Regions from separate parts of the Homo sapiens genome. Here region 2 is linked to region 1. A link is a loop called in an ENCODE intact Hi-C map of the cell type or tissue named here. Cell type or tissue: heart right ventricle. All regions are shown on one strand. Links, peaks and the distances in the headings refer to the core of each region. The heading gives the core; the rest is flanking DNA.

What was found. Peaks named below come from ENCODE experiments on the same cell type or tissue, not always from the same donor. Only the 100,000 strongest peaks of a DNase experiment are listed, where the experiment ranks them.
Region 2: a loop joins it to region 1, with 4 times the contacts of the local background. A loop is called at or near these places in 90 of 110 quality-filtered maps.

What each region holds. Positions count from the first base shown.
Region 1 is chr10:95,594,785-95,605,748 of GRCh38, reverse strand. It overlaps the pseudogene RPS3AP36. Among named protein-coding and RNA genes, the nearest start is that of SORBS1, 39 kb to the right of the region's middle. In heart right ventricle, for the core only: CTCF peaks have their summits at 4,192, 4,417 (motif pointing right) and 7,904; DNase peaks (open chromatin) are centred at 441 and 4,448; H3K27ac peaks cover 1,356 bases.
Region 2 is chr10:95,375,549-95,386,512 of GRCh38, reverse strand. It overlaps SORBS1 (sorbin and SH3 domain containing 1), which reads left to right. Exons shown (of 33, transcript NM_001034954.3): 16 at 2,228-2,275; 17 at 2,399-2,528; 18 at 4,714-4,828; 19 at 10,457-10,540. Among named protein-coding and RNA genes, the nearest start is that of PDLIM1, 90 kb to the right of the region's middle. In heart right ventricle, for the core only: no CTCF peak of the experiment used is centred there; no DNase peak of the experiment used is centred there; H3K27ac peaks cover 7,469 bases.

The sequences.
Region 1 (10,964 bases), core at 1-8,000:
AGACAGGAAAGGAAAACAGGAGATTAAGCCCCAAGAGCTTGAAGACTAAAAGTGCAGTGAAGGTCTGAAGTTGGTGGGGTCCAACCTGAGCGAGCTCCCGCGGTGGCACATAGCCCCAGCTGACATCCTTAGTTCACTGCATCCCCCCAGCTCCTCCCTGCCAGTCCTGTTGCCTCAGGATCACTTGACAGCTCGGACCCTCCCCACTCTCCCTCCATCTCTAGCTCCTGTCCTTAGGGCCCCTGGTGCCTGACAGTCTGCAGTTGAAAGATTTCATGGGGGCCTCCTAAAGAAATAAGCACTCGCTTACGATGCTGCTGCTTTTCCTCTGAGGATGTTTTACCAGCACAAGAATGATGGTGTCATGTGGAACATGTTCCCAGGCTGGCTGCACAGCCTGCCTCTCCTCCAGACCCTTACATGGTCTGGCAAGTCACCCTGACTGCCCTGCCCTCTGGATGAGGAGTTCTGGCATAGCTTGCCTGAAAAGGCTATAAACAGTCCTGCCTGAAACTGTCACAAATACCACAATGAGCTCCCAACCAGACAACAAATGCCCAGGAATCTTAAATAGAAGGCAGCCCAAGAGAGCTGGGGCCCTTGGGGAAGACCACTGAGAAGGCAGGCCTGCATCTGGGCCCTGAGAAAGACCACTATCATCATCAGACAGAAACCCCAAGCTTCACTCATTAAACTGGCCTGCATCAATCATTGCTATAAATGCACACATTGAGTTGAACTGCATGCCACAGAAACTTCAAAGAATTGGGGCTTGAACTTGATCATTCCTGTTTCTCTCATGTAAAAAGAGCTCTGGAGGTAGGCAGCTTCAAGGCTGACTTAATGCCTCCATGAAGGCCATCAGGCACTGGGGCTGCTTTTGATTTATTCTCTTCTGTCCTAGGGTAAGGCTCTTGTCCACATGGTAGTGGCATTCCAACCATCAGGACTGCATTCCAGCCAGCAGGAAGAAGGAAAAACCATAGGCAGAGGAGTGTCTGCCAGCTGCCCCTTCTAAGTGACATTCCAGGAAGACCCCCCTGCCCAGTGCTTGACCAAAACTAGCTCATGGCCTACCCTCTCTAAAAGGGATCTGGGAGGTGTAGCTTTTTTATTTGGGCACATTGCAGCTCCAAGAAAGTAAGGGTTCTATTGGTAAGGGAGGAGGAAAATCGGATAGGGGAAGAAGATTATCCTAATTGATTCATGGAGCTGAGAGCAGGATTCATTCACCTAAACAGTAGGGCTGCTGGGGAATAAAAGAGGGCTGGGATGGCGGCCAGAGAGGTAGCCACAATGTCCCACTGCACTGCCTGACAGAGGAAATGGGAGGGAGAGGTGAGCAGACACTAAAGTTTCATGGTGCTATTTGCAGCCCAGTGTAATGGAGGGAGCACTGAACTGGGACTCCAGAATTTTTTTTCCAGCTCTGTCACTGACTGGCATTGTGACCTTGGGTAACTACTTAAACATTTTTGCCTCAGTTTCCACACTCATGAAATGGGAGCTTGGATAAGCTTTCTAGTTAGATGGAGGTGTGGGAAGCTCTTTATCACTAAATTGCAAATTAGCTGAACAAGGTGTTTTTTATATCTGACATCCACAGCTGGCCAAGTCTTTGGTAGGCATTGAAAGCAAAACCCAACATCACTGACCCGCTCTTCACACACACACACACACACACCCCTCTGCTATTTGCTGTATATGTGGGCCTCAGACTACTTCAAACTGTGGTTCAAGGATCATTGTAACAGAATGACCACAGGGCCTAGCTAAAACTGTAGATTCCCGCACCCAGACCTGCTGAGCCAAAATTTCTGAGGGTGGGGCAAAGAATTGGAATTTTTAGCCCCTTATATGATTTATCTCAGCATTACCACTACTGTAAGTAACCTGAGAGTTTTGTTTTTCTTCCATAATGAGAAGTCCAGAAGTAGCTCAAGACCAACGGGGCAACTCTGTGATGCCATTAGGAACCCAGACTCTTTCCAACTTTCAGCCCTGACATTCTTAACTCCGCAGCTTCCCTTGCACCATGATGGCTGTTCCATCTCCACACCTGTGTTCCATCTATGTCCCAGTCAGGAAGAAGGGCAGGGGAAAGAGGCATGCACAGCTGAGTTCGCCCAACACACCCACATTTAAAGAGCTCTCCTGGAAGCCCCAGTAAGTGACTTCCCTTACATCTCATCAGGAGGAACTGTTTATTGTGGCCACATGAGCAACTGTAGCTGCAAGGACTGGGAAGTAGAGTTTTACAGCTGGGCACATTCCTGCTCAAACAAAAATCAAGATCCTCTTTGTGAGGAAGAGGAGAAGATAAAAATCGGGTAAGCTACTACATTAGGGGGTAGCGATGTTAGGTACAGTTACCCCTAGTGACTTTCCAAAGAGATTTTCTTGGAAGGCTCTTTTGTTCCCTTGAACTCATTGATGAGTTTTGTAATGCGGGTTTAATATAGGAAAGCTGAAGTGCTCCATAAGAGGTGGAGAAAAGACAAAATTCCCAGGCAGTTTTGGAGAGGAAAGAGTGAGTTGTAGGCCGGTGCAGTGGCTCATGCCTGTAATCCCAGCACTTTGGGAGGCCAAGGCGGATGGATCACCTGAGGTCAGCAGTTCAAGACCAGCCTGGCCAACATGGTGAAACCTTGTCTCTACTAAAAACACAAAAATTAGCCGAGCATGGTGGCAGGCGCCTGTAATCCCAGCTACTTGGGAGGCTGAGGCAAGAGAATCTCTTGAACTGGGAGATGGGGGTTGCAGTGAGATGAGATCGTGCCATTGCAGTCCAGCCTGGGTGAAAAGAGTGAAACTCTGTCTCAAAAAAAAAAAAAAAGTGAGTTGTAAACTTGCCCTAGGCAGAGGCTACAGACTAAGGGTCAGTAGGAAATGAGGCTAGAGAAAGCTAAATGTAAGAAACAAAGTATAGGAAAAGCCATCTATTTTTAAACTGATGGCTTGATGGGGGTTGTTATGGACTAAATGTTTGTGCCCTTCCCAAATTCCTTCGTTGAAGTCCTACCCCTCAATGTGATGGTGTTTGGAGACGGGGCCTTTGGGAGGTAATTAGGGTTAGATGAGGTCGTGAGGGTGGGGCCCTCATGGTGGGATTGGTGCTTTCGTAAGAGATGCCACGTCTCTCAACAAACTGTTGAGTAAAAAGTAAAATAAGAGACTCTAGAGACCTTGACCTCCTGCCCTTCATGTGAGGACACAGTGAGAAGACAAAACAGTCTCCTGCAAGCTAGGAAGCAGGGCCCTCACCAGACACCGAACTGGCCAGCACCTTGATCTTGGACTTCCCAATCTCCAGACTGAAAAATAAATTTCTGTTGTTTGATCCACCTAGTCTATGATATTTTGTTATGGCAGCCCAAGCAGACAAAAACAGGAATAATTGTCTTGGAGATACCTGCATTTTAGAAAAGGAGTCCTAATATTTCAAAGAATTGGCCAGAGTGGCATAGTGGAAAGAGTATGGATTTGGAAGTCATATGACTTGCACTCCCATCTATAAATTGTAGGAATTTGCAGGATTGTTTTTTGCTGCAATGAGCCTCAATTTCCTTATTTGGAAAAAAGTAGACAGTTAATACTTACCTTGAAGACTCCTGTCAGTAAATAATCAGATAATGGACCGGACACCTAGCTCATGGAAGAAGCACCATCCAGGTTGGCCACAATTAGCCACATCTGGCATATCTGTCTTTGTATCCCCCACTGAGCCCAGCAAGGTGCAATGCACACAGATGCTCACTGAGTAGCTTTGAAACAGGCTACTTGGGCAGAGCTATAGAGATGGAGGGGGCTTTCTCTGAGATCCATGGACCATTAGGGACACTGGTATGAGGCTGGCAGTCTAAGACGATCAAGTCGTCCCTGACCCCAACTTATTTCTAAACCACTGAAGAGTGTCATTGTTCTCTCTTCCTTATGAAAGTGTCCTGTGGAGTCTCCTGTAGTAGAATTGAGTTAAATGTTACAATGTCTTTTCCACTAGCACTTCTGGCAAAAATCGATGAATAACTTCATAACTACCTTAAGGGCACCTCATTTAAGTTTGCAGATCTCTGCTATTTTACAGAACTCTGCTATTAGGGAGAATGAGATTTTAAAGCCTCATTCAGTATCCAGTGAGCACCCACTACGTGCCAGATGCTGGGGATAAGAGACATTCCCTCCACCTGATGGTCCAAACGTTGATCTGTCTGAGAATTGCTGCTCTAAATTCAGGTAATTCTTATCCTTAAGTCCCACCCTTTACAGCCTATTTTACCCTAATCCCTAGGAGAAACCCTTTGGCCAATAGGAAAACACCAAACTAGGCAGCTATGATCCCATACTGAAGGCAGGAGGAGTCACCATAACCTAAGAAAACCAACTTGCTCTTTATTCCATCTGGCCCCAGGATTCCTCTAACGCTAGAGGGCAGTCGGGTCCCATGGACCTAAGGAAGTCGGCCTGCTCTTCCTCAATGCCCAGCAAATTATCCCCTCCCGATCCTCAGGCTGCTCTCCTGGAAATGAAGTGCTGGATCAGTAAAATAACTTCCAGAGATCCTCTTCCTTACAGGGTAAGAGCACAGGCCTTTTCAGTTTAGAGGCAGAATAGGGTTTGGACCTTGATTCTAACACCTACTAGTTGTTTGACCTGGGGAAAGTGTCTTAACTTCTCTGAATTTTGATGATACGTATCCATAAATGGTTTTGCGAGAGTAAATGTAAAGCACTCAGCACGGTATTCAGCATATGGTTAACCTTTAATAACTATTGGCTGTTACTGTTTATGATTCTAAGGAATGGCTTTCTCTTAGTTTTCAACATTGCTTTTTTTTTTCCCCTTTGAGACAGGGGTCTCACTCTGTCACCCAGACTGGTCTCAAACTCAACTCCTGGACTCAAGCAATCTTTCTATCTCAGCTCCTGAATAGTTAGGATTACAAGTGCATGCCACCGCACCAGGCCCTACGTTTCTCTTTTATTTAAAGTCCAAGCATCAATTCCTAGGACATAAAGTGAGGACATTCTTAGGACAGATCTACTATGTACTAAGCACCATGTACTAAGCATCATAGTAAGGGGGCTAGATGAATTATGCATGATGCCACAATAATCTGAGTAGGGGAATTGTTACCCCTATTTTACAGGTATAGAACCTAAAGATCAGTAAATTCCCCAAGATCACACTGTAGCGGAGGAACCTGGATTTGAACCCAAGACAACAGAGCTTCAAAACTCTTCACCACCACAGGGGGCATAGCAGTAGTGTTTTCCCAGAAGCTTCTTGTACCTTATCCCAAAGGCAAGTTGTAAGGCTGAAGAAGGAGGTTGCCATAGCTACTAACTGGACCCCTTTTCACGTAATCAGATCCTCAGTCTGCCCCAGTTTTGCAAGAGGAGCTGCTTGTCTGGAAACTCTCCTCAACACCTGCCCCTGGAGGGAGCCGACTGTGTCTGAATTATTTAGAGAGTCTCTAGACACTTGATATAATGAGCAGGTGTGGATGCTTCTCTGACTTCCCCCACATGCCTTTACTTACCTCCTTTCCCCTCCCCCAAGTTGCCTATGAGGAAAAAGGAGGCATCATCCGTTTCCTCACTGTAGATGTGTCTGCCTCATCTTCATTTTTCATCCCGAAGTCTGTTTGTAAGAAGTGGACCACTTTCTTTGCAAATATCAAAAATCATATTGATTTCCATTGAAATTGGTGGTGTAAATTGACCCTAACTAGTAAATGCATAACTTGGCCAGGAGTGGTGGCTCATGCCTGTAATTCCAGCATCTTGGGAGGCCAAGGCAGGAGGATCGCTTGAGCCCAGGAGTCTGAGACCAGTCTAAACAATATAGTGAGACCCTGTATCTAATTTTTTTATATTTTTTATTTTTTTTTGAGACTGAGTCTCGCTCTCTTGCCCAGGCTGGAGTGCAGTATCACGATCTCGACTCACTGCAACATCTGCCTCCCGGGTTCAAGCGACTCTTCTGGCTCAGCCTCCTAAGTAGCTGGGACTACAGGTGCGCGCCACCATGCTCAGCTAATTTTTGTGTTTTTAGTAGAGACGGGGTTTCGCTATGTTGGCCAGGTTGGTCTTGAGCTCCCAGCCTCATGATCGGCCTACCTCAGACTCCCAAAGTGCTGGGATTACAGGCATGAGCCACGGCACCCAGCCAAAATTCTTGTTTTTGAAGAATATTTACTGACGTGGAGACGAGACGCACTAGAAAATATTGAATAGGAAAAAACTAAGCTATAAAACAGTATAAATAAAATTTCTCAATTATATATATTTAGTTGGAAAAAGACTGGAAGACAATGTATCAAATAATATTATGGGCTGGGCACAGTGGCTCACAACTGTAATCACAGCACTTTGGGAAGCTGAGGCTGGAGTATCACTTGAGGACAGGGGTTCAAGACAAACCTAGGCAACATATCAAGACCCTATGTCTACAAAATTGTTTTTTTACTTAGCCAGACATGTTATGTGTATCTGTAGTCCTGGCTACTTAGGAGGCTGAGGCGGGAGGGTCTCCTGAGACCAGGAGGTCAAAGCTACAGTGAGCAATAATCAAGCCATTGCACTTCAGCCTGGGTGACAGAGTGAGACCCTGTCTCAAAAAAAAAAAAAAGATATGTGTATATATATATATATATATATATGTATGTGTATATATATATATATATATGTGTATATATATATATGTGTATATATATATATATGTGTATATATATATATATATATATATATATATATATATATAGAGAGAGAGAGAGAGAGAGAGAGAGAGAGAGAGAGAGAGACTCTCGCTCTGTTTTCCAGGCTGGAGTGTAGTGGCGCGATCTCGGCTCACCACAACCTCTGCCTCCCGGGTTCAAGTGACTCTCCTGCCTCAGCCTCCTGAGTAGCTGGAACTACAGGCACACACCACCATGCTCGGCTAATGAGTGATTTCTACTGAGCAGTGAGACAAGTGAGTTTTATTTGTCATTATACTTTTCTAAGTTTTCTACTTTATTTTAAAATTTTCATAGCTATTAATATTTCTTTCTATGGGAATTATTGGTGCAGACCAGGCATGGTGGTTCACACCTGTAATCCCAGCACTGGGAAGCCTAGGCAGAGGATTGCTTGAGCCCAGGAGTTTGAGACTAGCCTGGGCAATATGGTGAGACCCTGTCTCTACAAAAAGAAAAATAATACAAAAAGTAGCTGAGGATGGGCCGGGCGCGGTGGCTCATGCCTATAATCCCAGCACTTTGGGAGACTGAAGCGGGCAGATCACAAGGTCAGGAATCTGAGACTAGCCTGGCCAACATGGTGAAACCCCGTCTCTCCTAAAAAAATACAAAAATTAGCCGGGCATGGTGGCATACACCTGTAGTCCCAGCTACTCGAGAGGCTGAGGCAGGAGAATTGCTTGAACCCGTGAGGTGGAGGTTGCAGTGAGCTGAGATCGCGCCACTGCACCCCAGCCTAGGCGAAAGAGCAAGACTCTGTCTCAAAAAAAAAAAAAAAAGTAGCCAAGCATGGTGGTGCACATCCGTGATCCTAGCTACTAGCTACTAGGGAGGCTGAGGTGGAAGGATTGCTTGAGCTCAGGAATTTGAGACTGCAGTGGGCCAAGATCGTGCCACTGCACTCCAGCTTGGGCCACAGAGTGAGACCTTGTCTTGAAAAAAAAAAAAAAAAGAAAGAAAGAAAAAAAGAGAGAGAGGAAGGAAGGAAGGAAGGATGGACAGAAGGAAGGAAGGAGAGAGAGAGTCAGAAAAGAAAGAAAAAGAAGAAAGAAAAGGAAAAGAAAGAAAGAAGAAATTATTGGTACAATGGTGAAAATAAAATTTGTGATAACAATTTTTTAAATTTATAGACAGGTTTATTTTCCATTCCATCCTTCTTTGTATTCTATCCTTTGCAGATGAAGAAATCAAGGTTCAGGTGCTCTTGGTGACATAGCCAGTTGAGGGGAAAGTACAGACTAGATGCCAGACCTCTACACTGGAGGGAGAGAGTGACCTCAAATGGGAGACTGGACTAGTGACTTCTAAGGTCCCTTCCAGCCTGAGGCTGTGTTTCTCTTTGCTGCTGTGCTGGTTTCACCCCCTGCTTTCACAGCCCTCCCAAGGTAAGAGAACTTCAGAAACTCATGAAGTGCTTCTGCCTCAGGTACTTCACTGAACTCTAGTTTTCTTTCTGTAACTTGCAAATAGGGCTACAACTCTGACTCTGTGTTTCCAGATTCTGTTTCAATGCAGACAATTAGATGGTAAATAATTCAAGAGAACGGAAACTGGCAAAGTGGTGTGTGATGTCCAAACAGCTATCTTATTTATTCTCTGGTGTAAACTTCAGGCTCATCTGCAACTCGGGAGCCCCAGGAGTAAGTGAAATGTAGAAACACAGGAATCTCCCCTGTTTCCATTCCCCCCATTTTTTAATATTGTCTGGGGATGGGAATGCAGTTTACTTTAATCAAAGATTAAGGTAAGACAGGTTGGCTTTGGATGACAGATTCAGACAACTTCTTAGGCATGTCTGAATTTCTTCCCATGGTGGAGTAGAGTGATCAGAATCTAGAGGCATCAGTTTCTCCTTGGCCTGAGGATTCATGATCCAAAGTTGTGGTCTCAGAAATATCACCATTCATCCTCTTTCTCTTCCTTCTGTGCAATGAGGGAGACACATTTCACCGGACCCTTCTAAACCTGCCCCACCATTAAAGAAGTAGTCTTAGTTAAGACTCGTTGAATTACAGGTAACATAAACCACCTCTGCCCTGCCTAAGAAGAAAAGGATAATGTATTATATGGACATAGGGGTGTCTTATAAAGCCCAAGGGCAAAGAAAATAGAGATGGTCCAGACTCTCAAGAAACTGGAGCTAGAGGCGTCATGTTACAGGACTTCAAAGTATATTACAAGGCTATAGTAACCAAAACAGCATGGTATTGGTATAAAAATAGACACATAGATCAATGGAACAGACTAGAGAACACAGTCAACTGATCTTCAACAAAGGTGCCAAGAGCTTACACTGGGGAAAGGACACCCTCTTCCATAAAGGGTGCTGGGAAAATTGGATAGCCACATGTAGAAGAATGAAACTGGATCCTTCTCTCTCACCATATGTGAAAGTAAATTCAAAATGGATTAAAGACTGAAACATAAGATCTAAAACTATAAAAATACTAAGAAAAACTCTCTTGGACATTGGCCTGGGCAAAGAATTATGACTAAGACCTCAAAAGCATAGGCAACAAAAACAAAAATAGACAAACGGAACTATAATAAACTAAAAATCTTCTGAACAGCAGTTGATTGTTTCAATCAACAGAGTGAAGGGACAACTTGTTGAAAGGGAGAAAATATTTGCAAACTATTCATTCAACAAGGGACTAATATCCAGAATATAAAAGGAACTCAAAAATCTCAAAAAGGAAAAAACAAATAATCCCATTAAAAAGTGGGCAAAAGACATAAATAGACATTTCTTAAAAGAAGACATGTAAATGGCCAACAGGTATATGAAAAATGTTCACCATCACTAATCATTAGAGAAATAAAAATCAAAACCACAATGAGATCTTACTCCAATCAGAATGGCTTTTATTAAAAAGATAAAAAAATAGCATCTTGGTGAGGATATGGAAAAAGGGGAACTCTTTTACACTGTTGGTGGGAATGTAAACTAGTACAACCACTGTGGAAAACAGTATGGAGATTTCTTTTTTTTTTCTTTTTTTTTTGAGACAGAGTCTCACTCTGTTGCCCAGGCTGGAGTACAGTGGTGCAATCTCAACTCATTGCAACCTCTGCCTCCCGGGTTCAAGCGACTGTCCTGCCTCAGCCTCCTGAGTAGCTTGGATTACAGGCACCCACCATCATGCCTGGTTAATTTTTGTATTTTTATTAGAGACGGGTTTTCACCATGTTGGCGAGGTGAGTCCCGAACTCCTGATCTCATGAGATCCACCTGCCTTGGCCTCCCAAAATGCTGGAATTACAGGCATGAGCCACTGTGCCTGGCCAGAGGTTTCTTAAAAAAACTAAAAGTAGAATTACCATTTGATTCAGCGATCCTACTAATGGGTATCTACCCAAAGGAAAAGAAATCAATATATCAAAAGGATATCTGCAAACTTGCATGTTTATTGCAGCACTATGCACAATAGCTAAGATACGGAATCAGCCTAAGTGTCCATCAATGGTAGAATAAAGAACATGTGGTATATATACACAATGGAATACTGTTTAGCCATAAAAAGAATGAAATCATGTCATTTGCAGCAACATGGATGGAACTGGAGATTATCATTATTTTTTTTCATCACAAATAGGACTTTTTATTTGCCACTATTATAAGTCTGAACTTTAAACAGATTCTTGGACTGGTCATTCATATCCATCAGCTCATTCGACTTTAGCACCTGTCTTGTCCCCAGTGGCTTTTCCAGAACTACTGCCTTCACCATGAAGCTCCATGAGTTTTCCCAATTCAAACTTGAGCTTCTTCAGCATTTTTACTTTTCTAACAAAGACATCGTGGAGAAGGTAAATAGATTGGCAAGCCTTTTCTATGTCTTTTCCAATGCTGTCTAGAATCAATTTATTGACCACTTCTTTCAAGTCATTTGTCTGCACCTCTTGGGTCATGATTTCCATCATCTTCTGGATTTGGCGGATCTGTTGGTGCTGAGCATAAGAGGTCTTCCGTATCTGATTGTTGCTTTTTTTAGTAAAACCAATACAGAACAGACAAAGCAAGTAACCATGAGTAGTCTTAACATCAACGTGAGCTTCAATCATTGTCTGCCATTTTTTGACCATGGAACACATTTTGTCACGAATAAGATCCATGCCATGGAAGTTAGGCAGTTTTTGCCCTGAACATCTTCAGTAATCAGTTTGAATTTTCTAAATGCAACTTAATCATTCTGCAAATCAACAAGACTCACTTCAAACACAC
Region 2 (10,964 bases), core at 549-8,548, 220 kb after region 1:
AGGTACATGCCACCACGCCTGGCTAATTTTTGTATTTTTAATAGAGACGGGGTTTCACCATGTTGGTCAGGCTGGTCTCAAACTCCTGACCTCAAGCGATACACCCACCTCAGCCTCCCAAAGTGCTGGGGTTACAGGCATGTGCCACCACGCTCAACCAGTATTTCTCATTTTCTTCTAATAAACCTTCTAGAGTTCCACATTAGAAAGCTCTAGATAGAAACATTTTTTAAAGAGCTCAGGCTTAAAAAAAAAAAACAAAAAAACCTGAATATTTAAATGCCACTCCTCTCCACCCAGTGAAAACTTTGCTTCTTACTTCATGAACCAGGTAATAGTTATAAATTAACCTTCATCTTATCATCTACTGATAAGCTATAATTTCTCCATGATTCAGAGATGTACAGGGTTTTGAGCTAAAATGCTAGGCTACGTTTTAAGCAGTGCATACATCAGCTTCTAACTAGCTAACTTTTCATTTGGGCATTTTCATTGCAGCATTTTTTCTAATCAAGTCCCTGTAATCAAAGCTCATTTTTAGTTTTCTTTGACATCATGGCATTTTGTCAGTATAATCAGACGTTCTGTTTAAAAAAACAACTGTCAACACACAATTTTTCAGAATAATCTTTCAAAAAATCTTTTTCTGGATCCCACTTTATCTCTTTCCCCTGTTCTATTTTCAGAAGATAACATAAATAAGCTTACACACTCAATTTAAAATAGTGAAAGGCTTGGCTATGTTGGTAGAAAAAAACCTTAAGCCCTGTTCAACCTTGATATTGATAAATTCTTGAAAGTGAGGGAAGGAAGTAGGGGAAAAGGTACCTTGGTACCCGATGCCTGTCCCTTATGTGGGCCAAGGGAGACCTGAGACAAATAAAAATGGGGAAAAGAGGGGACAAGAAGGAGTGATTGTTAGAGAGGCTGTCTGAATAATGCTTTATCAAAATAATAGCAATGTTAGCTTATTTATATTTCATAAAATATTCTGGCCTTGTCTCTTCTGAAACTTAAAATGATTTGCATAGAAACAAGGACTTGATTAACACGAAGTCACCACCATACAGTGGATTCTTTGACTTGTCTTTGCAGGTTAGTTCATGTGCTTTCCTAAAGTTGTCATGAACTTTAGGGAAGGAATTGGGTCTTCATTCCATGTATGTGAATTTTGAATCCAGATTAGCAAGATGTTAGAAATGGGAAAGGCTAACTATTTCAGACTAACTCTTTTTGGTGTAGTGCTTTGGAGGGACCATCATGGATGTAGTGACTAGATAAAGTGCATTTTCAGGACAGTCCCACTTTAAAAACCTGTTCCCATCAATGTGCCTGTGGTCTGATTTTTAGTTCAGAAGATACAGCCACTTCCACAAGGGCTTCAGGTCTTGTATAGGTTCTGCAAGTTTTAGAACCCAGTGTCTAGCCTACGTAGGAATGTGTGTCATGCCTTTGGAGAGCCACCTCCCACCATAGAGACACGCGTGAGTTTGATTTGCTCCAGAGATGCAGTTTAGATACTCACTCCGAGTAGTACCTTTGCAGAGGAAGCCGTTTGACGATGGGTCTGTTGTGTTCCCAGGAAACAAATCTACTCAGGGAACCAGATTGAGGTGGAATCAAAACAAATTTTGATGAGGGTTTTCTCAAATTCTTCTCTTAGCTGCAGAACTTCTTTGTTAATGATGTGTATGAAAGCTTACCATATAAAACAGGTCAAAGCTGAGGCAAGAAGCTAGAAAACCCACCCTCTGGGCCTCTCCTTCCCACCCAATAGCAGCCCGAGGCCCCGGTAAGAGGCCTTTCAAGACACTGTTGAACTCGGTGAGCTTAACCGTACACTGAGCTGGTGCAGCCGGGGATCCATCTCAGCCCCTGCTTCCCACTCAGCCAGACCCAGACCCTGCATTCCAGCTTTGGTTGTGTGGATTCTCTAGAGAAGGACCCTTGGCTGTTTGTCCCCATGCATTTCTTGATGTCAGGCAGCAGCATCTGCCAGTTGTGACTGTCCTGCCTGGACTACAGGTTTGGTTGGGTGTGCCCTACAAACCTTGCTCCTCTCAAACGTGCTCTGCCGTGGTGTAGCTTCTGGCGCTTCACTCTTCTGTCCGCTGGGATCCCTAGGGGGGCTGGATGCTCGTACCAGACTGTGGAAATGGGGAACATACAACTTGGTTCTCTTACCTTAGCCAGACTTCTCCTGACTACATTTTGTTTTGTTCAATAGATGATGATTCAGATCTGTACTCTCCCAGATACTCATTTTCTGAAGACAGTAAGTGACTTCAAATAACCTGGTTGTGGGGGCGGAAGGGAAAGTGGTGGATGAGGGAAGATAATTGCCCTGTTCTCAGTTTTCATGAGTTTTAAGTCTTTTGTCTGCACTGTCTTTCTCCAGCAAAATCTCCCCTTTCTGTGCCTCGCTCAAAAAGTGAGATGAGCTACATTGATGGTGAGAAGGTAGTCAAGAGGTCGGCCACACTACCCCTCCCAGCCCGCTCTTCCTCACTGAAGTCAAGCTCAGAAAGGTAAGTGCCCGCTTGTCTCTCATTCATTCAGCCTGGGCCTTGTTGTTCATTGAGACCTAGGAGCCTCCATTCTTAGGAATGTGGAATTTGAGTCTGTCCCTTGTCACCTATTAGCAGTGACTTATTTCTTAGCCTCAATGTCCTCCTCTGTAAAATGGGGATAAAAATAGCATGATTCCTAGTAAGGATAGTGCAAGGTTAAAATGAGATAATACCTGTAAACATTCCTGGTAGCACTTAGCTCCTAGTATGGGAGCCAAGTTAAGAGTATGGGCTTAATTAATATTGACTATCATTATCATAACTTTTTGCATTTTCACAAGAGAAATCTTAACTGCAAGATTTGTCACATGTTGTCATATTCTTTTTGCATACTGTGTTCACATATTCATAGCAATGACTATAACTTAAAAAGAAGCCACACTTTTTAATGTCCATTTACTCATGCAACATGTATTATTGAGACATAAGCCTTGGACTTGTTCTAGTGACAGCATTAATAAATCTCTTAAAATGCCTGCAGCAAACAAAACAGTTTTCTTTTTCTTGAGTTTTTTTTTTTTTTTTTTGAGACGGAGTTTTGCTCTGTCATCCAGGCTGGAGTACAGTGGTGTGATCTCGGCTCACTGCACCCTCTGCCTCCCAGGTTCAAGCAGTTCTCATGCCTCAGGCTCCCGAGTAGCTAGGACTGCAGGTGCACACACCACTCACGGTTAATTTTTGTATTTTTTTAGTAGAGACAGGGTTTCGCCGTGTTGGCTAGGCTGGTCCCAAACACCTGACTTGAGTTCTTATCTCTAAAAATGCCCTCTGAAGCAATCTCCTCATGCTATTTGGACAGGAGTTCCATGCATCTTCTAGCCCCAACTTACACCACTTCTCAACACACAAAAGGCTCTGGCCAAACAAAATTATTTACTTCTTCCTTAAATACACATCCAATTTCACACCTCTACCTTTTCCAACCTCACAGACAAATTAATGGCTGTTTTTAAAAGCACCACACGAACTTAAGTGGCCTCTACCTGAGGAGTTTGATAATTAATTTGAAAAGAAACCTGGGTATACCCACAAATCCTTTATAGTTGCCTTCATCCAGAACCCACTGGGTGTATTCCCTGCAGATTTAACCATATATCATGGAAGGATATAGGTATATATAAATCATTGTCTCTGCCTTCAAGAAGTTTACAGCCTTGCATGAAAAACTTAATCACAGTGCAAAGTACGGTAATGCACAAATAAAAAATTTGCAAACTAGAGCTTATAGTAAACAAAACAGCTTGGTACTAGCATAAAAACAGACATATAGACCAATGGAACAGAATAGAGAACCCAAAAACAAATCCACACACCTATTGTGAACTTATTTTCCACAAAGGTGCCAAGAACATACATTGGGAGAAAGACAGACCCTTCAATAAATGGTGCTGGGAAAACTGGTTATGCAGAAGGGTGAAGCTAGACCCCCATCTCTCACCATATACAAAAATCAAACCAAAATCAATTACTGACTTGAATCTAAGGTCTCAACCCACAGTTACCTCTTCCCTATTCCAGTGTGGAACAGGGAAGAATGCAATTATGGTAGCAACTGACATTTATTGTGTGGTTACTATGGGCCTGGCACTTTGCTCAGTGATTACATGTGCTGTCTCATGTAAATTGTTTAGTCCTTACAACAACCCCATTTTTCAGATGAGGAAACTGAGATACCAAGAGGTGAAATACTTGTCTAAGATCACCTAGTTAGCAAGGGGTGTGGCAGGATTTGAACCACAGTCAACTGGCTCCAGGACCTGTGTTCTCTCTCACTGCTCTAGTGTGAATGGGAAGTACAGGCATGTCTGTGGAATGAAAAGCCCATAGAGCGAAGCAAGGTGAAAGATTTTTCCAGAGCCAGCTTTGCTGCTGCCGCCTCTGTTCCTGTTGCTTTGTCCACTCCCCTTCCTGGTGCCTGGTTTTGAGCACAGGACATCTCAAGCCTTGTGAGAAGCGAACACCAAACTTTAACTGGTTGTTTTGAGAAGCAAACCAACACAACTAAATTGTTCACCCTGACTCCGATGTTATGCTTTGGATATAACAGTTCTTTGATTACACTACAGCCATCCAAAGTCAGACCGTGTCGGAAGCTAATGCCAGTTGTCATGAAAATAGCTCTAATAGAATTTTCTTTCTGCAGAAATGACTGGGAACCCCCAGATAAGAAAGTAGACACAAGAAAATATCGTGCAGAGCCCAAGAGCATTTACGAATATCAGCCTGGCAAGTCTTCCGTTCTGACCAACGAAAAGATGGTAATGTGCATATTAAAGTTATTTTGTCTCACCGTGCCCATGTTCTTTAATCAGAATGCATTGTGCAGTTGGATTACATTCTTTCCCCTTGAGATAGACTTAACTTTGTTTTGAAGATAATGACAAAAATGAAGTACTTTTACCCTTTTCATTTTTGCAGGTGTTCATAAAATAAGTCCCGCGAGTCTGCTTTTAAAAAACCCTCTTATTGTGGCTCTGTTGCTTTTTTTGTGCATGGTTTTAACTAATATTAATTTTTCTACTAACATAAAGATTGATTTTGCTGCTGTCTTTTTTTGAATGTCTAAGTGTTCATTTATCAGGCTTGTCATTAAGTGGACTGAAGTCCAGTTTTTTTTAAGTGACTCTGAACAGGCATAAATTTTGTACAAGTTACTAGAATGTCATTAAAAGCTACATAACTAATAGGATGTTGTGACTTGGAAAAAAGGCCCAGGCTGTTAGAATATATCCTTTAGGTCTTCCTTTTTTGACAAGTGCAATATTGAGGACAAATTTCATATTCGACCTGGTTTATGATTCCCTATACAAGTTTACATCTCTAAGCAATTATGAGTGGGGAAAATGGTTTGTATGCATATAGCAGACCACCCTGGAAAAGCGGCCTCTTCTGTGAAACAGGAAGAATTCTTACACATTGATTAGTTTCATACCTGCCAATCATGCATCCTTTTATTAACCCTTCATTGGGAAAAGCTGTTTTGGAATTGTGATCCTGGTTAAGGGGTTCTCCAAAGCTCCATAAACATTGCAGTCCTCCAGCAGGACAGCAGGATGGAATTATTATGCTGGAGTTTGGTTTTTATTAAAATACGGTCACCACAATGTCTACAGAATAAGCAGGCCTCTGAAATGCAGGCTCAAATTATGTTCCCTCCGCCTCATCGGCTCTACATGTTTTGAAAGAAGAATCGATTTGACTTCTACTGAGATAAAAATGTGACATCTCTAAAAGCACTGAAGGATAAGTCATTTTAATTAGGAAAAAAGGTCAACAGGTCACAGAAATACTTAGAGTTGTCATTCTTCAGCGTTCACTATGCACCAGTTATTTCAAGCAGAAAGTTCAGAGAGGAGCACAGAATTTCGCCTTCTCCCCACTACTGCCCTTCTTTGGAGGTTCTCTGCTGTTAGAAGATACTGTACGTAAGAAACATAGAAGGTAACCTTGCACCCAGGTGCTCCTGCAAAGAAAGTCGTGCTCCTTGGGTTTATTTCCAACACTGGGACCCACCATTACATATTAATACATTTAAATGATTTCAGGGACTCTGTAGACCTTTGAGTGTTTTTGTTTTGGCAGTATTACCATTCATAGATTTTCATGGCTCTTACCGAAGGCTCCCTTTTCTTAATTTCTCCTTTGTTTCCAGCTCCTTTCCCTGGTTCTTAGTCATTTAACCACTACTCAGAACTAGGAAAAACAACATAGTTTAGTTTTTCTCATTGATACCGCAATAGTTTACCAGGATCTTCCATACCACAGTTCTTGGGATCATTTACGTTGTTTTTACAAACCCTGAAAAGTAACACATAGTGCCCCACGGGGCCTTCTTGGAGAATGGTGGTGAGCACGTACATGGATTGCAAAGCTCCTCTGTGTAGTACCAAGCCCTAAGCCAAGCCACTAATGGGGCATGAACACCAAAGGCAGGCCAAGGAGGAGTAGGAATGTCCAATAGTTTCACCCAGTTTAGCTCTGTTCCTCCAAAGAGAAGTTTTAGTTGAATCTTAATCTTTTGACAGTCTGCCCTTCACAGTAGTTGAATTCATCCTTTATGTTTGATTTTGTTTCCTGCTGTTTTTATCACATGGACAGAAAAGGTGAAGTGTGAGTTTCAGCATGTGAGTCTTGGCTTTTGGTATCTAGTATCTGGTTTGCCAGAATTTGAGCATACACCCCCATCGCCCCAAAACACACACTTCCGTTGTTAACTGTGGGTAAGTATACTAACTAGTGACAGATGTAGAATGTAAGTCTGCTCTCAGATATGCACTACCTCATTTTAGGAGAAAAAATGCTTTTTCCATTTGAGGTACTTACGTCTGCTTAACTCTGGCAATTTAAATTGTGACTTCATAGGCACATCTATGCATGGTTAGCAGGAGAGGTTGCCCTAGAGCTCACCTTGCCCTGGAGCATACTCTAAATCATTCCAGAAAGATGAAAGAAACACTGTACTGCCTTCAAAACCCCCTACAGAAGACTTACAAACTTGATGACCTAGTCATCTATTTGAAAGACTCATATGAAGGTCTTTTTTTTTTTTTTTTTTTTTTTGTTGAGATAGGGTCTCACTCTATCACCCAGGCTGGAGTACAGTGGTGTGATGATGGCTCACTGAAGCCTTGACCTCCCAGGCTCAGGCAGTCCTCTCACCTCAGCCTCCCAAGTAGCTGGGGCTACAGGCACGCACCACCATGCCCGGCTAATTTTTGTATTTTTAGTAGAGATGGGGTTTCACCATGTTGGCCAGGCTGGTCTTGAACTCCTGGCCTCAAATGATCCACCCACCTCTGCCTCCCAAAGTGTGGGATTACAGCCATGAGCCCGTGCCTGGCCCAGCTAATTTTTTATTTTTTGTAGAGATGGGGTTTCACCATGTTGCCCAGGCTGGTCTCAAACTCCTTGGCTCAAGCAATCTGCCCCTCTTGGCCTCCCAAACTGCTGGGACTACAGGCTTGAGCGACCAAACCTGGCACGTATGTGGGTCTTTATCTCTACTTGGTCCCCTCTTATCATAGTAGGATACTTTTTTCTCTTCTAGCCTTGGAATTGGAGATCTATTGGTCAGTCCTTGCTTTGTCAGAAATGGCCTTTTTCAGGACTCATTCTTTTATACCTTCCTCTAAGTCTCTTACAGAAGTTCAGTTCAGTTAAATATATACATACATACATACACACACACACACACACACACACACATATATGTAGTAGGACGGACAGATATTAAAAGAGGGATTACAGACACAGTGTACATTTTAGAAGTGTAAAACAAGGGGATTTCCCCAGCTTGGTTTCTTCCCAGTTCATCCTCACTTTGTGTTCCTTTCCTGGCTTTTCAGCATGGTCATTTAGCCCTGCTTTAGCTTGGTGTCATCGCAAACTTAGTGGGCCTGCCCCCCTGTCATGTGGAATATGAAAAGGGGAATATGGTATAGTGTAAAGAACACTGGACTAGGAATTGGAAGATGGGGTGGGTCAAATGTGATAATATGGGTACAATAACTGAATATTATGAAGTGCTACACAGACATACCACATTCAGGCGACTTACTTAATTGGAATTTGAAGCTGGTCTCTGGCTTCCATTCAAGAAGCAAAACTGTCTTTGAGGAGAAGTTGGCATTTTTCTGGTGAGTTACCTGCCCTTTTCCAAGGATTTTTTTTGAGCTGGGAGAATAGCCTGTGGTACTAAAGAACTTTGCCAGGCATTATGGAATTTTTCCCTGTCTGCCAGGCCAGAGTTCCTGCTCTGTGTCCAGAAGGATGTTTTTCTATTGGTCTGTTCCATAACAGGATCCACAGCTGAGTTATACTTGGCAAAATCAAATGCAGATGTGAGGGCTGTGTGGTATCACCTTTTTAGCTTTATCTCTGGGCAGCTCAAAGGACTGAGGCTGGTTGCTCTCACCCATCGCTGTTTGACATAACCTCCTGATTCTATTATTGTCACAGCATTAACCTCCACAGTAAAACGATCTGCAGACAACCTTTGGGAATAAAATAAGTTAATTACTTCAGGATCATGAGTACCAAAACTTTCAGGCAGTTCCCCGAAAGAGCTGGTACATTTTATTTAAGAAAAAAAAAAAAAAAGCCTAACCATTCCCAGAGGGCAGTTTATAAATAGTCTTTGTAAAAATAACAAACATGAAATAGATTCATGAAACCCCATCATATTAGGATCTAGAAACTCCCAATGTCTAAATTGCCACTACTGAGTAGTTGTGTTTTTGTAGGTATTGTACCTCCTTTCACTGAATTGAATAAATATAGAATCCATTTACTACAGGGAGGGCAAGGCTTCTCCTTCAGGATTTAAACCGTAAGTCCCTAAAGACATTTGGAGGAAGTCTTATCTGGATGCAGGAGGACAGACCTTGTGTTTCAGTATGATTTTCCCTCCGATTTCAACCTAGCTTGGTTTCAGTTAAAAGAAGGTTCCCTGCCATATTTCCATAGTCCTCTACCTGTAGCAAAAGTGAAAGTAATGCTAAAGATTCTTTTAAAGATCTTAGAAAAAGGGATGGTAAAGGTCACTAAGAAAGTTAGCAGCCATTTTTCTACAAGCTGCAAAGGGGATGTTAACTGTGTTGTAAGTAAAGTACAAGAAGAGCTGCTTTGTGAAGCACTAGCATTAAAGACCTGCACACCACACATGGCAACCCCCTCCCTCAGGTGTTATAGCCCAGAAGTAGTGAAGTTTGTTGTGCAGTGTTTTCAATCTCAGTAGAAAGTGTATGCATTTTATATTTCAGGTTATTGTAGAAAATCACCCCAACTCTCTTTTTGCGATTATCAATGTTTTTTGAAACATATATACATACTTAATTAGTCATGAACCTCAAACACTTTTCCCTGATGTAAACATTTCTCCAATTTATGAAGGGGAAAACATGATTTGCTTTGCACACATTCATTTTCCAACTAGTTATTTCCAGAAACACGTGTTATTCCATGAAATAAGGTGCCAGAACTTTATACTTATTTGGTTAAATATTATATCCCATGAAATCAAATTATCAGTCTATTGATACCTCATAGTGTTATATAAAGTGAGAAATCTAACTTATTTTTGTCATATAACCCAGAAGTTTTTTTCCCCTTTGTTCTGTTATCTGTCTTGTCTAGCTTTTCTTTCACTTTATTTTTTCCCAATTCTTTAACATTTATTTGTTAAAACACGAAGTATATTCTGTCTGTATTCATCCGCCATGGATACTTGTTTAAAATGTTTTTTCACTGTGTCCTCTGTCTTTACTTATATCATTTTTCACTTTCACTTTACTGTGTACGGGACATGGTTTCCTACCTACTCATGTGCCATTAAAGATGCAGTATTAACCAATTGGCTTTTATAAAGTGTCAATATTTGTGTTTATTTCGAAAACCTTAAGGCAGCTTTGCAAATAAGTACTAAAGTTGTACTAGCCCATAAAAATCAGCTCTACTCAACTGGCATAGATGGCTAAATGTTTGGTGTGCTCACCAGGTCATTTGCTCATAACTAATAGTTCTTTGTAAAGGGCTTTCTTTTCTTCCACATTACTGAAAATTATTGCAGAATGCTGTTATGCCCAGATTCAGACTTGTTGTGTAGGCAGCAGTGTGGTGCAGAGTTGTCCATCTATAGTCCATTTTCCTCTGCCTTAGGGCTGAGAATGATTCACTTACTGTTCCCTGCCTCAATTTCCCTGTTTTTATAAACCCATCCTCTCCCTCCTGTTTTTGCTGTTGTCAGTAAAAACAGATGATTGCTGCTGTTGAATGCAGCTCCTGTATATACCTGGAAACCACTGCATCTCTACTGGCCTGTTCCTATGTAATCTTTGCATAATGTTATCCTTCTCTTTCTTCCATTTCTCTATCACCAACCCCTATAGAGTCGGGATATAAGCCCAGAAGAGATAGATTTAAAGAATGAACCTTGGTATAAATTCTTTTCGGAATTGGAGTTTGGGAAACCGGTAAGTTTAATAGCTTCAGTGGTTATACACCTTTTAAACTAATGCTGTGGATGCGTTGTTGCTGCTAAAGAATCAGATGTTTGTAAGGAATTCAGAAAGTGGGGAGCAGTCATGTTGGTTGTCCGTAGTGGGATTGTCTCTTCTCACTACAACCTCTGAGCTTTCTTTTGCCTTACTTCACTGAGAAAGGATAGTGAGCTCTGGAAGTATATCTTGCTGGAATATCCCAGAGAAACACAAATAATCATTGCTTGTCTTAGACCTCCCCCCACTAACAACAAGTACCACATGCCTTGCGGATGGCATTATTTCAGCCATTGTTTTCACTTCCTTGACCAAAGTCTTTATGGTCTGTGAAAGACAAGCTGAAAATGTGTTACACACTGAGAAGACCAGCATTGTCTCTGCTTTAAATAGCATTTTT